Linked DNA regions of Homo sapiens: region 1 is linked to region 2. Evidence: chromatin loops called from intact Hi-C (ENCODE). Cell type or tissue: heart left ventricle. All regions are shown on one strand.

What was found. Peaks named below come from ENCODE experiments on the same cell type or tissue, not always from the same donor. Only the 100,000 strongest peaks of a DNase experiment are listed, where the experiment ranks them.
Region 1: it touches region 2 in a loop (2.3-fold over the local background); 3 of 110 quality-filtered maps call a loop at or near these places.

What each region holds. Positions count from the first base shown.
Region 1 is chr9:116,260,832-116,268,831 of GRCh38, forward strand. PAPPA (pappalysin 1) reads left to right here. Exons shown (of 22, transcript NM_002581.5): 8 at 5,026-5,154. Among named protein-coding and RNA genes, the nearest start is that of PAPPA-AS2, 99 kb to the right of the region's middle. In heart left ventricle, no CTCF peak of the experiment used is centred here; no DNase peak of the experiment used is centred here.
Region 2 is chr9:116,315,551-116,323,550 of GRCh38, forward strand. All of the region lies in intron 10 of PAPPA (pappalysin 1), which reads left to right. It overlaps PAPPA-AS2 (PAPPA antisense RNA 2), which reads right to left. Exons shown (of 6, transcript NR_170222.1): 2 at 4,073-4,250; 3 at 3,054-3,194; 4 at 2,708-2,841. Among named protein-coding and RNA genes, the nearest start is that of PAPPA-AS2, 44 kb to the right of the region's middle. In heart left ventricle, no CTCF peak of the experiment used is centred here; a DNase peak (open chromatin) is centred at 3,371; H3K27ac peaks cover 3,816 bases.

The sequences.
Region 1 (8,000 bases), 55 kb before region 2:
TTAATACAGAAAAACAAAGATTTGGAAGTCATGAAACACAAATTCCAAATCTTTCAACTGGTCTTTGTATGTAAGGTCTTTGTGATCCAAAACAAAGTCTTTTGATTTCTATTCTGCTGTACTTTGAGAAAGCTTGGGGCTTCTGTCTTTGGAAAGCACTGTCTTGGAATGGAGTTAGACAGAACTGGTTCAAATCCCTACTCCATGACAAAAATATTGTGACTATCGGCAAGTAGCTTAATCTTCCTAAGTGTTAGTTTCCTCATCTCACAAGGAGGATAATTATTCGAGGGATTGTTCTTTTGGTTGAGACTGTAAATACAAAATATGATACGTAGTGCGTAGCATATAATAAGTAGGCAACACATAGAAACTATGATAGCTGTTTTTATTCCAGAGGATGAAGTTTTAAAGAAATATAACACAGTTTAGTTATAGAGACTATTTGAAGAGATAGACAATGATAAACGAATGCTATGATATAGAAACAATAGGATCAATAATGAGTATTTAAGGAGCTCAGAGAGAGTTTTCTGGAAGAAGCAAAATGTGATGTTTCCATAGGGTAATGAGCCTGTCTCTCCCCTTCCTCCTATATGACTTTTTTGTTTCTTATTTGACCTTCACAGTGGTATGGGACAAGAATCAAACATCCTAATTAAAAGACAGAAAAACAGACCCCCGCAAAATCACATGACTTGTCTACAGATTTCAGATAGGTTTTAATTGACCTATCATATTAACTACATACCAATAAACTTTAATTTATGCATTTTAAATGCATATTTAAGCTTAAGTCATAAGGTGCTTACCCTCCTTATGTATATATTAATATTTTAGATAATGATTTCACAACCTGTAATTAAATTTTAGTGTAAGTTGTGCTCTAAATTCGATACACATTTACCATCAGTATGACTTTCTGAGGCAGAATACTGAGATCATATCAACCAGAAATGCCAGCATTTTTGTTTCTAATTATCAGAAATACAACCCTATGGCACATATGCCATTTGCGATATGTGTTAAAGAATGACGGTTAAATGTAGAAAAAAGTGTTTTGTTTTGTTTTGTTTTGTTTAAAAAAAAAATGCATGAGGGCCAGGCACAGTGGCTCATGCCTGTAATCCCAGCACTTTGGGAGGCCGAGTGAGGAGGCTCACTGGATCCCAGGTGTTCTAAACCAGCCTGCGCAACCTGATTAGACCCCATCTCTACAAAATATATTTTAAAAATTAGCCACTGTGGTGGTGCATGCCTGTAGTCCCAGCTACTCGGGAGGCTGAGGTGGGAGGATTGGTTGAGCCAGCGAGTTTGAGGCTACAGTGAGAGCTGTGACTTCTGCCTGGGTGACAGAGCAAGACTGTCTTAAAAAAAAAAAAAAAATCGCAAAGATTCCACAGAACAACCCTTCAAAATAGACAAACAACTTCATCACATTTAAATATATTAGCTACAAACATAAAATATTCAGATGCAGACTTTATGATTTACTACTACGGATGGTTGAAGTTTAAAAAGAAAAAACTTAAAATGGCATTCAGAATTTGATGTGAGAAATCAGAAGTAGCCAAAATAATCACATCTCAGGTGATCTGCTAAAATTTTAGTTCCAAAGAAAGAGTAAATTGGAAGTTTCAGCTTGGTAGCAAGCTGCTGTCGCTGCACTAAATGAAAAGATTTTGAGCTGGACAGTGGCTCTAAATTTAAGAATATTCTGACGATGTTGGCAAGACTGGAAACGGGATATGCTTGAAGCAGGACATTAAGCCAGAGGCTGCTTTGGCCGTCAAGATTGACATATGGGCCTCAGGAGAGCTGAAGAAAGGATGACGTGGAAACTCCTGGGTGGGGAGAATTGAGAGGGCTTAGGGTCCATCTGAATGTAGGAGGCACAGGAGGGGAAGGAGTTCAAGTGATAGCATAAGGCTTTCCAGATGGTTTTAGGAGCAGCTGAAAGGAACAACTTGACAAAAATGTCCTACTTTTAGACCAACAATGAAATAGGTTCTAACCTCCAGCAAAGCCTTCAGAAGCCACTAGCTTATCCTTCTGAAAGAAATCTATTCTACCTAGGTTCTTGAGAAAAGAGCCCTCATTTAACATTAACTCTGACTTAAACTTGGGTAAAATATAGTTTTATCATAGGAATTTTTCCGTGGAAAACATAATCTTTTTAGTAACTGCTGTACCCATCCCACTGTCCCCACCTTTTAACTTAAGGGAGTGACTTGGGTTTTTATTTTTCAATCTGAAAACTTGGGATAACAACACCTTCCTCAAAGAGCTGCTTAAGCTTCTGGAAAACAATGAAATATGAACCACACACACACAGCTAGAAGAAGGAAGGTTATTAAGGTTTCTGTACTAATCAAATATGATGTTAGTGGATAAGAAGGAGGTCGGTGGGTAGACGTTACAGGGACACAGATTTCGCCCCAGGGTAAAGAGAAACCTTCTGGGATCCAGAATTTTCAGAAGCTGAAATGGGTCACCTGGAAAGAGAGCAAGCTGCCAGGCACTGGGGGTGTTCCAGCCAAGTGAAGTAGTAGAAAAGATATTTTCATCAAGCCACGGCACACATGGTAGATGATGGCTGCATCTTCACGGGTTTGCCTCACCAAGGTTACATTACTTATTTGTCTCTCCATCTCTTCTAGTAAGGGGACCATAGCATAAATTCAGTGGACAGGAATGTTGATAATTAACCATTAATTGTAATGGATTAACATTTATTAAATGTTCGTCATAGGCTGGGCCCATATGTGCTTTATAATTGTTCTCATGCTTCATCTGCAGATAAATGCTGTGAAGCCAGGTTTATGACTGATTTGAAATAGGCTCAGAAAGGTAAAACACCGGCCCATGACTTCCTGGCTAATAAGTGAGGCAGCCAGGACAGAAACACATGTTTTCTTGTCTCTGTGTTGATATTTATTGAGGAAAAGGAGGAGGAAGAGACGCGACGAGAGGACAAAGTGGAGAGAGGAGCAAAACATTCACAAATATTAGCCAACCACCTTAAATATCATCAGCCGCAAATCACTCGTGACACATGCCAGAAGTGAAAAACACAATGTAGAGAAGTACTTTTCATACTCACCCTTTTCCAGAGAACTACCCCCATCTACTTAGACAATGACTGGATAGCCCCAGTGGACTGGGATGTAGTCTGAAGAAAATTTCTTATTTTATATCACAATGTGGCCGTTTAAAAAATATAAAGCATGCCTCTGTATTTTAGAAAAAAATGAACGCATAATACAAGGCATGTCATATTTATCATGTAACTTTGTGTATCCCCTGGGATTGTTACTTTTTTCTCCACCCCACTCCAGTTTTAGAATTATCACCAGGTGAAGTATATGCTCATTAGTCTAGATGTGGATAAAGTAGCCAATAAGCTAAATGAAATCATAAACCCTATAATTCTATCAACAAATTAGGATTCGAGGTTTACAAAACAACCATCACTCATGCATAAAAATCTCTCAAGATATTGGTATGTCCACCTATTTCATCTTCATTGGCAGAGCACTAAATCTCCAGGGATTTTTGGTCTACCCACAATATTAGCAGTTCCAGTGCTGCTAAAACAAACTCCCTTTGGGGTAATACATCCAACATTCTCAGGAAAGTTGTGTTCTTTCCCAGAGTCCTTCAATGCTCATAAACTCCAGCTCATTATTGTGTTGAGAGTCTGAAGACATTCTCTGTCCATTGCCCCTGCACCTGTTATCTTGTTGGCCTTAACCAAACAGCCCAAGTCCTAACAGCAGCTGAAATAACAGACGGGCAGGAGAACTTGAGATTTTTTGACATCATCCTTTTGTTTATGAAATCCCCCCCAATGCTGGAATCTGACAGGAATTCTCTTCATTATCATTTTGTGTTTTTTCCCATGGTACTTTGTTGTTATTAAAAAATTATTACTAAAAATAATTGATGCAGAGGTAGATGAAAGATAGGAATAACATCTTCATTTGAAAATTGTCAAAAAGGACATAGGGAGGGGGATGTGGTCGTGTGGAATTGACATAAACATATATTTGCCTTGGAGGATAATTGGCAGTAGCTGTGTTCATTTGGTGGTGTGTTTGTGAGGAAGCCCAAGCAGGTACTAGGAGGTCTTTAGGTCAGAGGAGAGATGCAGTCTAGGCAAGTTGGAAATCTGGCAGGAAGCAGTCCTTGGAATTGCGATTCCCAGGACATGACCCAACTTTGCAAGGGGTGAGGTTATTAAAACAGACCTAAAATAGGGATAAGATAGGCAGAATATAGGATATCACTTAATAGCATATGATTGTAAGCAAGTTGCTTTACCTTCCTATGCCTCAGATTCACCATCTGTAAAATCAACATGTAAATACTAGCAGCCATGTAGGGATGTTTTGTTTCTCAAATAAGAAATTCATGAAAAGTGTTTAGCCTAAGGCCCTATATTCTATTAATGGATGCTGCTATTATTATTATTATTTTGTCGAGAGTGAAAGAAATAGGGAGAAGCAAGTGGCAGGGAGGCAGAGAGCCACTGTACACACAGCATCAGAAAAGGGTTTGCTCACGTGTAATGGAGTTTCTGCTCAGGTCTTAAAATGAGGAAACATGATCAGATAATGCCCTAAGAATCTGATGTGGTGCTTTCCCACCTCTGTGCTTTTGTTTATATTTATTTTTCCTGGATGGCTTCCTCACAAACGTCTTCATTTTTAGTCATTTGCCATCTGATACTTTTCCAACAGGGTTGCTGTATAGGTTAAATTAAAGAAAAAAACAACACCTAGTAAGTACATAGTTATCAGTCAATTGATGCTGGTTATTACTGTACATTTTAGTGTAGTCCATTATACTTAGCTAACTGATGTAGCCATAGTGGACAATAGAAAGTATTGGATAGCTAAATGTGCATTTGATTTCAAAAATGAGCAAGACTGATAGAACCTACTCCAGGGGATCAATTTTCCATTCTCTCTTTGTCTGCCCAGTATTGTAATTGTATAATTATGTCTTCTTTGTATTTTCCAGGGATCTAAATCTTGGCAGTGTGTACCAGTATTGGGTCATAACTATTTCAGGAACTGAAGAGAGTGAGCCATCACCTGCTGTCACATACATCCATGGAAGTGGGTACTGTGGCGATGGCATTATACAAAAGTAAGTAGATCTAATTAAAGAAAGAAGAGGAGGGATGCTGGTTAGGTCAAGAGATGGTTAGGGTGCTGAACAGAAGAGCTTATGACATATTCTTCAGTGCATGAGCTGTGAGCTACTAGTGGTCCCCAGCAGTCTCTGGATTGGTCTCCAAACAATTTGCTGAACTCAGAAGAAAAGCAATGACTCTTTTTGAACACGTACATTTTGCGACTATGTAATACAATATATGATTTAGACAGAACTACCCTTATGTACCTACTACCATTTGCTCTTGCTCTCAGTTGCTTTATGTGTGCTACAAGGATTCCATTAGATTTTTCCCTCACAGTCACAGCGTACATTCAGTTAACAGGACACAGTTCATCTAGGTTAAAACACTTTTAAGTTCTTTGCTGGTTACCATTCACATTTATGAAAACTGCATATTTATTTGTTATCTCTATTGTATCATATTATACAACAATTTACAAAATGGGTCAAAGGCTTATAAAAACAGTGGAGTATTTTAACTCACTACAATGTTTAAACCATAAATAATAAACAGTGCTCTGGAGTGAATATTGAATGTGAATATGAGTACACTGAGGCAAATGAAGCATCATTTGTGGGTCCAATCAGTAAGTGTGGATTTTATCAGATTATCAACCCATTCATCTTCCTGTTCTCAGGACAAGATGCTATGCAACTGGCAAACAGGGGTGAGGAGCCACCAAGACTTTTGCATTGTTTAAAACTCAATAAATAAACTTTTAAGTGCTTTTCCTCCAGAATAAGAAAAAAAGTTTTCTAGTACAAAATAGAGAATTTTGTCTCTAGAGGTGGAAAAGAGACCAATAATTATTCAAAATTAAATCTCTTATTGCTAAAATTATGTTCCTCATTGCTAAAATGTTTATTTGCAAGTCACACTATTGCTAAGAGACTTTTTAAACTATTGACAGATTTAATGATAAACATTACATGTGGAGAAGGCAAAACAAGCTATTGGCAAAATTCCTTCATTAAATAGCACTGTTGGGTGTCACATAATATCTGTGCAATATGGAATTGCAATTACTATTTCTATAAGGGGAGGGGTGGTATGAAAAAAGAATTTGCTTCACAGTTGGATGAAACCACTGATGTGTAGAACATGAATCAACTCGTAGGAGTAGTACATATATGAAAGAGACACATTAGATGACTCTTTCTTTCTGTTCATCACTAACACTAAGCTAGAGGGGAAGAACAATTTAATTTGTTTCTGATGATTTTGTGGTATGGAATGTAAACTGGAAACCTCTGCTTTAGGATGAAAGGACCAGCTAGGAATACAGCAAGGATGATGCAGTAATGCAAGTGAAAAGAGCTGGCATATAAATACTCATCCACATAGACATCAGTTATTTGCCAGCAGTGTTCTTTCTGAACATGATTTAACATTAAAGGCAATAGAAATATTGCAAACATGATCAGATGATTGGTAAATTATATCTTTTAAACTTGCTGTGTAACAAGATAGTAGCATGTACAAGATTCTGTTCCTCTTTGCTCCCCACTCCACAACTAAAGTTTGCCAACTGTTAATGAAAAGATACCAACTCAAGTTTTTAAAATAAGAAATGGCGGCCGGGTGCGGTGGCTCACGCCTGTAATCCCAGCACTTTGGGAGGCCGAGGCGGGTGGATCATGAGGTCAGGAGATCGAGACCATCCTGGCTAACAAGGTGAAACCCCGTCTCTACTAAAAAAATACAAAAAATTAGCCGGGCGCGGTGGCGGGCGCCTGTAGTCCCAGCTACTCGGGAGGCTGAGGCAGAAGAATGGCGTGAACCCGGGAAGCGGAGCTTGCAGTGAGCCGAGATTGCGCCACTGCAGTCTGCAGTCCGGCCTGGGCGACAGAGCGAGACTCCGTCTCAAAAAAAAAAAAAAAAAAAAAAAAAAAAGAAATGGCATTAAAAAAATATTGGCACTGATGAGGCAAGTAATTATTTGCATAATCTCAAGTGGCTTTCTGAAGCAGGAACATAGCAGGAACATATATGTATATTTATCTATATATTTCCGGATCATATGTTTATTTCTTAAATGTCCTACACCTAAAATTTTATATCTGAATTGTCAAAATGTTTAAGATTGAAGAGATTAGTGTAAGGGTTTATAACTGTTGCATTATGGTGCAAATCAGCTGATTGCCAAGAATTTGACTCCTCAAGCACAGAATAGAAAGCTCCTCACTTGTTTGAGCTATTTAACATACAATGCTGTATGTATTTAAGATCCACATTCATATGAAGCAACAGAACAAGAAGATACAGTTTCCAATGCAGTAAAATTGGGGAAAGGGAAACTTCTCACTGTTCTCTCCCACATTAATACATCAAATTCCAGCTTTTGATAAAGTTGCTGTCTGATGGAACATTGAACAACTAAACAGAGGACTCTCCATGGAGAAAGTACCCCATCATTTGTGGGTCCAAGATTGAACTTCATATCTAGACTATCCAGAAAACATTTGCAGTCACTGGTGATAACTCATAATTGTGATTTGGGAATTTCTAATTTAGCCCAATTTTTTTTTTAAGTCATCAGATTTGGAGCCTCATCTACAGCTCATCTCAGCTCATGGTGGAAACAGATATAGATGAATTGGTTAAACACTGCAAATGATATCATTCTTGCTGATCTAAAACTATTAGTATCATAATTATTATTAATTTTAAATAGTATACTTAATACAGTTTTTTTTTAGTATTTTTACCTAGAATTAGTATCTTTCATAAACATCAAACACATGTTCAGTTACCTGTAGATATCAAATATTTGTTGATATACTTTGTAGAAAACTAAATTTAGCTTATGGATGTT
Region 2 (8,000 bases):
ACCCTTTGCTTCTTGTTTTTGCAGGAAAGATTGGGGTCTAAGCAATTTTCCTGTGATTGGCTTCCTACAGAGATGGATGGAAATCTAAGGGTCTTCCTTTCTGACTTGAGAATGTGGTTCACCTTCAGAGAGATCTCCCAATACAAGGCCCAGCACAGGAGGGTGTGAAGGAGTAAGAGGAAGAAAGATGGGAGGAAGAAGAGGTAGAGGTAAAAGGAAAGAAGGAATATAGAATGAAGAGACAGAGAAAAAGGAAGGACTACACAATAACAACAAATACCAGTAATAACCATAATGTAATAGTAATCACAGAAATTGATAATGATGAGTAGAGTAAAGAGAATGGCTTGGCTGTCAGAGTGATTACATTATGTAGAGAACTCTACACTGTTTTTTGTACATTTAAACCTGTCAACCACTGTATGAGGTAACTACTGTAATTAAGACTCACAAAGGTTAGGTCACTTACCCAAGTTCTACAGGTAGCCCAGTGGTAGAACAGGGAAGTCTAGAATTTGAAACCAGAACCATGTCCCTCTACAGCCAGGAAGAAAGAAGCAGCAAGTGATGGAGGAAAATGTCAATTTTGTATTTTTAGTGAGTAGGGTGTATCTAAATATTTGCATGTGCAAGAGCTCTTTGAATCCTCACAATGCTACAACATAGGTACCATCATCTCATTCTGCAGTGGAAGATATTAGAGTTTATGAAGGGTTCAAGGCCATGTTGTCAGTGAATGGCAGAAGCTGAAATTCCAACTCACATTCCTTTGATTTAAAATGCATGTGTCTTCTGGTGCTTAGTGGAAGATTCAGGGAAGTGGCAGGTGCAGGGGTTGTTGAGAAGTTCACATTGTGGATCCCAGATTCTCAGGCACTGCATCTCAGAACAGCTGCTTCAACACCCTGCGTTTGTGCAGATGTCTGTTGCCCTGGCCAAGGCTGCCACTAGGGAAAAGCATCACTCTGGAAGGTCCTTGTTCCTCAGAGAACCCTGCTGATAGAGTGGTGGACATATAAGTCAACAGTGTCCATTGCACCTGTGGTGGACAAAGCTCCCCGGTTTGTACATCACAGTCACTGTTTCTACCTCTGAAGCCTGGAGGGGCAGGCCAGGGAGAAATACCACTTTTGTCTTTAAAAATGGGAGTTCTTGTTTGAGTTGGAAGGTCTGCAGGATGCTGTTAAAAACATAAGTGACTGCTGTCCACCTGTTCCTTTCATACATCACTGCATTGCATCCTTTGGAGACTCTTCCTAGGAAAAATCAAGCTCGAGGCAACCTAGACAAGAGTACTGCCTCCTCTTCAAAAGCAAAAGGAAGAGAGCGAATCATGTAGTGATTCCCAGCCCTTACTCATTGAGGCTATAGGAGGGGATGGGAGGACCCTGAGGTCTGCAGTGAGAAGCAGGACTCAGAGACAATGCACTCTGCATGATCATCTTGGCATCTAGTGGGGTTCCCTGCAGGTAATGTGACTTGTACTTCAATTTCAACACAATCTGGAACACACAGATCTTAATTTGGAAAGCTGAATAACAGGAGAAAGGGGGAAGAGGGGAGGAAACAAAAACAACAACCTGGAAACTTCTAGTTTTATGAACTTGAGAAAGTCTTGTTCTTTCAAGACAGATGTTTTTAAGTAAAAAATCATTCCTCTGACCTTTCTTGAATAGGCCGATGCGGTCAAGACTGCCATTAACCACTGTTCAACTATTCATAACCAAGGGTTTCGGTGACCAGGCACCGAACTTGGATGTGATCATCACTTTCCTGATTAACCCATGAATGCCCAGGGACTTTGATTTAAAATCAAAGGACAAAGAGAGGTGTAGAAGCTTCCTAAGACATCCCCCTTTAGTCTTAATAGCTCTGAGCTGAGTGATGGAGATGTCCATATTTTAGTGCCTTACTCCAGGGTTGTCTGTGTTTCTGAATTTCACTCTAGAGCCAGCAGAGAAAGCATTTGGATTAAAGCTAAGTAGATTTTTGTTTTTTATCTTCAGTGTCTAAATCTCAGTCAGTTTCAGGTTTGGGGCTATAGAGCAGAAGGCATTACCCAGCCCTGTTTTAGGATTATGGTGTTTTCGTATTCTGGTCCAGAACTTAGAAGTGTTTCAGTGCTCAACATACTGCTCTAGAACTGACAATGCCTCGGGCCCTGAAATAAAATTCATGATTTTTCAGGATTCTTATCTGGAGCTGGAAATGCCTCAGAATTTTCTACTGCTGGCAATAGCTCTGTGCTCCTGTCTAGAGTTGAGTGTTCATCCTGACTGAAGTTAACAGTGCTCTCTTGATCTGATCCAGAGTCTACACTGGTTTTATATTCTGATCTAGAATTCATGACATTTCATTAATTTCTTTCAGTACAAATGCAAAAATAAAGTTTAAACTACAGAAAGTTAGCAATGTATTTTTTTAAATAACGTGCTCAGAACTGTGTTTGCAACAATATTCAGCATCTCAAACTTATCCTTCACGCCTCCGCTGTTGACATCATTTGGGAAACTGGGTTTGTCATGGCTTAGCTGTGGCCGAGTTTTTCTCCTCTGGCCATTTTTTTTCCTCCAGTTCCTGCTCTCCAGAGCCCATTTGATATTAAGATCTTGCCTTTCAGACCTGGCCTTCAGATATAGATTGCCTCAGCAACTCCCTTCTCCAAGCCCCTCCCTCAGCCTTCAGAGAGCTTGAACACAGAACCTACCACATTTCTCTATGAGTGTTTGCTTGCTTCGTTCTTCACCTCCCACCCCCATGGGAGGAGAAGGAATTTTTATCTTTGTTGCTTTTGTTCCTTTGGGGTCCATTTTCTTCATGTGGACCATGGGAATGAAGAACCTAACACATAAATAAGTGCTAAATAAATGTTGAATGAATGAATGACAGAATGAGAGAGACATAGAAACATTTGATCCTAGGCTGGACAGAAAAAAAAAAGATGCTTTCAAAAGAAAACAGATCCCTGGGAGCACCCAAACCACTGCCTCTCACCCTGTAAGAATACAAGGAAGGTTTTGCATCCCACTCTTTTAACCCCGTCAGCATCTTACTCTTGGAGGTAGCACATGTGCTGTGAAGTCACCCACGGACCATCTGGCTGGGGATCCCGTGTTCCTCCTCTGCAGCAAGAGATTACGTAAACTGGACAGCAGCCTCCAGATGTTAGCAGTTTCTGCTCATTTTTTTCCTCCCTTTTCAACAACAATAATAATAATTAAAACAAACACAGGCCTCATCCCCCACCCGCACCCCTGAAATTACAAACAGGTGGGCCCAGATGTCCTCCCCCTTCCCATCCAAGGGCCTCCTATTCTTGAGGCCCAGCCGCCGACCCTCAGCAGGGCCTGCCCTGGGCTGAGCCGGACAGTCATGCCAGCTGCCCTGTGGCTCAGGCCACAGTCTCCCGAAAGGGGAAATGGCCATGTCATGAGAAGTCTCTGTGCCAGACTTTCCCTCTCCCCGCCTCCCACCCCAAAGCCTTGGCCTCCAACTTAAATGGATGTATTTTGGAGGACTAGGTGGCTTAAGAGATTAGTAATGAGATCCCAAGTCTTTCACTGCTGGGTCAGGAGTTCATAGGCGGGCCTGGGCGACTAGTGAATGGCATAATTAGGGAGACAGGGAGCAGGCCTGCGGAGGGCCCGTGTGAAATGAGCCCAGCCAGGCCTTTAATGGCAGCAGTTGTCAGCAGCACAAAAGGCGGCCGCCACATCCGACACTAATCACTCTCCCTTGTTAGAGGATTTACTAGCTGGAGGAGCTCAAGCCCCCTGCCCATCTCCTCCTCAAAACGGGCATCTGGGAAGGGACTCGGCCCAATGCCTGGCTGTACTGTCTGCAGAACGGGGAGCTGATGCCAACCCCATGGGGTAGAGGTGTGAGAACTAACATTTCATGCAATATAAATGAGTGACTAGTGTCATTATATTAATCAGTACTTCCACTGCTATTGTGAATTTTCTTTCTCCATTTGAAAAAGGGGGTGGGGTGGGTGATGAATCTCCCCATCACAGTGACATAAGGATGGTGTCCATGGAGGTGGAAGCATTTGGATATTTATCATCCTCACCGTTATTGTCATCATTCTCATTAAGATCAGCATGTACACTGTGTGGGTCTCAGTTTTCTCATCTGCAGAATGGACTGGGAATAGGAGATAGAACTGAAGTAACACAGACTTCAACATCCACTCCGAACAGGTGTGGCCTTGGCACCTTATTTATTACCTCTGAGCCCAGGCTGTTTATCTGTAGGACAAACAAGAAGGAGGATAGTAATACTGGCTTCCCGGGAATGTGGGGAATCTATGTTTGGAACATAGGTGCTGGACAGTAAATGATGGCAAAGAAAACATGTTAGCTTTACCACTTTCATGAATGGTGTCTTAGGCCTCTAACATAAGCTTTTCCCTTAGAAGAAGGTTGAGACATCTATCTGTTGTCCCCCAGAAATCCTGAACCTGTGTGTATGAAATTGAGGAATTTAATGAGTAGTCTCTAAGAATCAATTCTATGATTCTGAACCATATCATTTCTAAGAAACTTAGTTTCCCTATCTGTAAAAATGTTAGTATGCTGTAGGGCAATACGTCTTATATGATTTCTATATTCCCTTTCCATTGAAAGCCTGGCTTTTCCTCCATGATCATTTGGTCTGGCCAGGGGTTTGCACCCTAAATCCCAGGATTTCAGACTTGTGGGGAGGTGCCAGCCTGAAGGGTATGAGACCCCTAAGGAGTGTGAAATGCCTAATGTGTTAGGGACAGATCCCTGGAGCAACGAGGTGCTAATCAGCCCAGAGCTGAGCCCCAAGGCTGGAGGGCATCCAATGCCAAGTTATCTTATCAGAAAGTGTCTCCTGGGTAGAGGCTCTGAGATCTGCTGCTATTTCTAGAACTCTGGGAGGGAAGAAGAAGCCATCTCTCTGTTTCACACTCTGGCCCTGCACACAGGAAATGCTTCTTTCCTTGATTGTCTGTCTATGCCGAATAATAAATGCTCATATTGAAAGAAACGCAAACCACCCCTCCCTTTCCCCTCTATCTCTTTAAGGCAGGCATCAAAGGGGAAAGCTGCTCTGGAGGCCTGGGGAAAGTGATAATTGTTTCTAATGGTTGGTAAAAGAAAGCCTGGCTCCCCCCTCTCTTTTTTCTGCCATTGCTATTAAGTGTGTAAAAAGGAAGTGTGTGTGTATGTGTATGTGTGTGTGTGCCTGTGTGTTGTGTTGTGTTGTGTATCTGTTAACCCTCGGCTTCCCTTAAAGTTTTCTGTGTTCATTGGTCAGTTTGGAATTAGAGGCATAAGAGGGAAGCAGGGATAGAAGTAGGAATGAAGAGAAGATCTCAGGTAGGAGAGGTCTATAGTGCTCCGCAGGTAGTGGGAGAGGCCCTGAACCTGAAGTTGGAAGATTTGAGTTGTGTTTGTTCATTATATGCATTAACTGAGATGAGACATGTAAAGTGGTATTGTTGTTATACATTTTTTTTTTTTTTTGAGACGGAGTCTCACTCTTTCACCCAGGCCGGACTGCAGTAGTGCTATCTCGGCTCACTGCAGGCTCCACCTCCTGGATTCACTCCATTTTCCTGCCTCAGCCTCCCGAGTAGCTGGGACTACAGGCGCCCACCACCGCACCCAGCTAATTTTTTGTATTTTTAGTAGAGACAGGGTTTCACCGTGTTAGCCAAGATGGTCTCGATCTCCTGACCTCGTGATCCGCCCGCCTCAGCCTCCCAAAGTGCTGGGATTACAGGCGTGAGCCACCGCGCCTGGCCATACATTCGCTTAGCATCTAAGCTGGACCTTCCTCTGCTCTTAATACTGAAGATAGAAAAGACAAGAGCTCATTCTTCCCCTCAGTGAGCTAATGACCAAGTTCAAGAATTGCAAATAGGATTCATCTTCTAGGCCAGTTCTGAGCAATTAGAGTGACTCCCCATAGTGTTTTGTTGAGAAGGATTTAGAGGCCTACCTTCAGGGATGCACTATGTAATTAATGGTGCCTGTCCTGTGCAATGGATGAGAGAATGGTAGCACTGATGTCACGTGGGAATGAGTCCTGGTTCTCCTGGTCCCTTTCCTGCACTACATGGTTATTATTATCTCTAAACATTGGTCTAGGCCCTATAGACTTTGATTTCTAGATCTAATGCGTCACCAATCTTATAAAGCCTTGGGAAAGCCATATTAGTTTAACATAGGGGACATTTGGTGAGCCCTGCCCAGTAACCTGCATTAGACACTGATGAAAAGGAAAGAGAAGTCAGGCATAGGCACTGTCTTTGAAGCTCATACATGGAGATTCAGATGGACAAACAAGAAACCATAATGCAAGTGTATTACCTCAAGGGTATGGACCAAGAGTTATTGGGAGGTCAAGCCATGGAGTAAGAAGAGAACAGACTTTGCGTCAGACGAGCATGAGTTTGACTGCTAAGCCGTGGCAGGCTGATCAATGCCTACCCAAACCTCAGAGTCCTTATATCTCAATTGGGGATAAAGATGCTTATTTCACAAGATTATTAGGAAGGTAAAATGAGATAATACACAGGCAGCACCCATACTGGGCAGACCATCTTTAAGAGTTGGTGCTGGCCAGGCGCGGTGACTCACGCCTGTAATCCTAGCACTTTGGTAGGCCAAGGCAGGTGGATCACCTGACGCCTGGCCAACATGGTAAAAACCCCATCTCTACTAAAAATACAAAAATTAGCTGGGTGTGGTGGCAGGAGCCTGTAATCCCAGCTACTCGGGGGGTGGAGGCAGGAGAACCGCTTGAACCTGGTAGGCAGAGGTTGCAGTGAGCTGAGATCGTGCCATCGCATTCCAGCCTGGGGTACAATAGGAAGACTTAGTCTCAAAAAAAAAAAAAAAAAAAAAAAGAGCTGGTGCCCTCTCTCACTCTCCCAGGAAAGCACTGAGGAGGGAGAACATCATCTGATAAAAACAGCAAAGCCTGGTTTATGGAGGAGGTTTTATTTCACCTGGGCCATTCTGTGTCCAGGTTCCCTGAGGCCCTTTACAGCTGTAGTCTTATAGGCTGTCTCCCAGCAGGCTTTCCCTCCTGTAGTCCTCAGGACCCTTAAGAATCTTGGAGGTTTATATCAGGAAACCAACTTCTGTCCTTCTTGCACCCTTGCAATTCTTGGGAAATAACCTGGCATTGGAACTGCAAGCCTGAGGTTAAAATGTGGCCTAAGGAGAAATATTGAGAAACACTGGCTGGCTGTGTGTGTGTGTGTGTGTGTCTGTGTTTGTGTGTGTTGCACACTTGTACATTTATGGGTACTGTTAGTGTCAGTATCCATCCCCGCACTCCTCCTCCCCATTCCTTTTCCTATTTTCTTCTATAAGGCTCATTCGCAGGTCCCTTTGGGTGGAAAAAGGAAATTGGAGAGGTTGGACTAGAGGCTTGATGAGCACTTCCTCCCTCCCATGATTGACAAAAGGGCATGTAAATCTGTAAAATCGAAATTCAATGGAAACCTCATGGCATGTCCCCTGTGTGGGAAAATACCAGAGCCCCCGCTCCCCCTCTTCTCCCTCCGTCTCCCTGCCTTTGTGTACATCGTGTGTGGGTGGAAGATAAACTGGATTTAAAAAAACCCTTTGAAAGCAAGACATCGTTAACTCCTCTAATTGAAAGCAGTCTTCTGCAAAGGAGGGGGATTTGGAGGCGGGTGCTGGATGTAGCGGCTGGCAGTGCACTGAGTGGACAAGAGTCTCTGGGTCCTGGAGCCACAGAGTCCTCTGTTTCTGCAGACCTGGAACGCCTAGTCACCACCAGACATCCTGGCCCGTCACAGAGGAGCTTACTGTATATGTTCAAGCCGGTCTCTTCTCCCTCCACCGGGCTATGTTTCTCCATCCATCAAATGTGAGAATTGGAGTAAGAATTTCTGAGGACCCTCCCAGCTCAGATATCCAGTGATCCCAAAGCTCTGGACAAAGGATTTCCCCAGCTATTTTGCAGCTTCCAATTGCAGACACAAAAAGAAA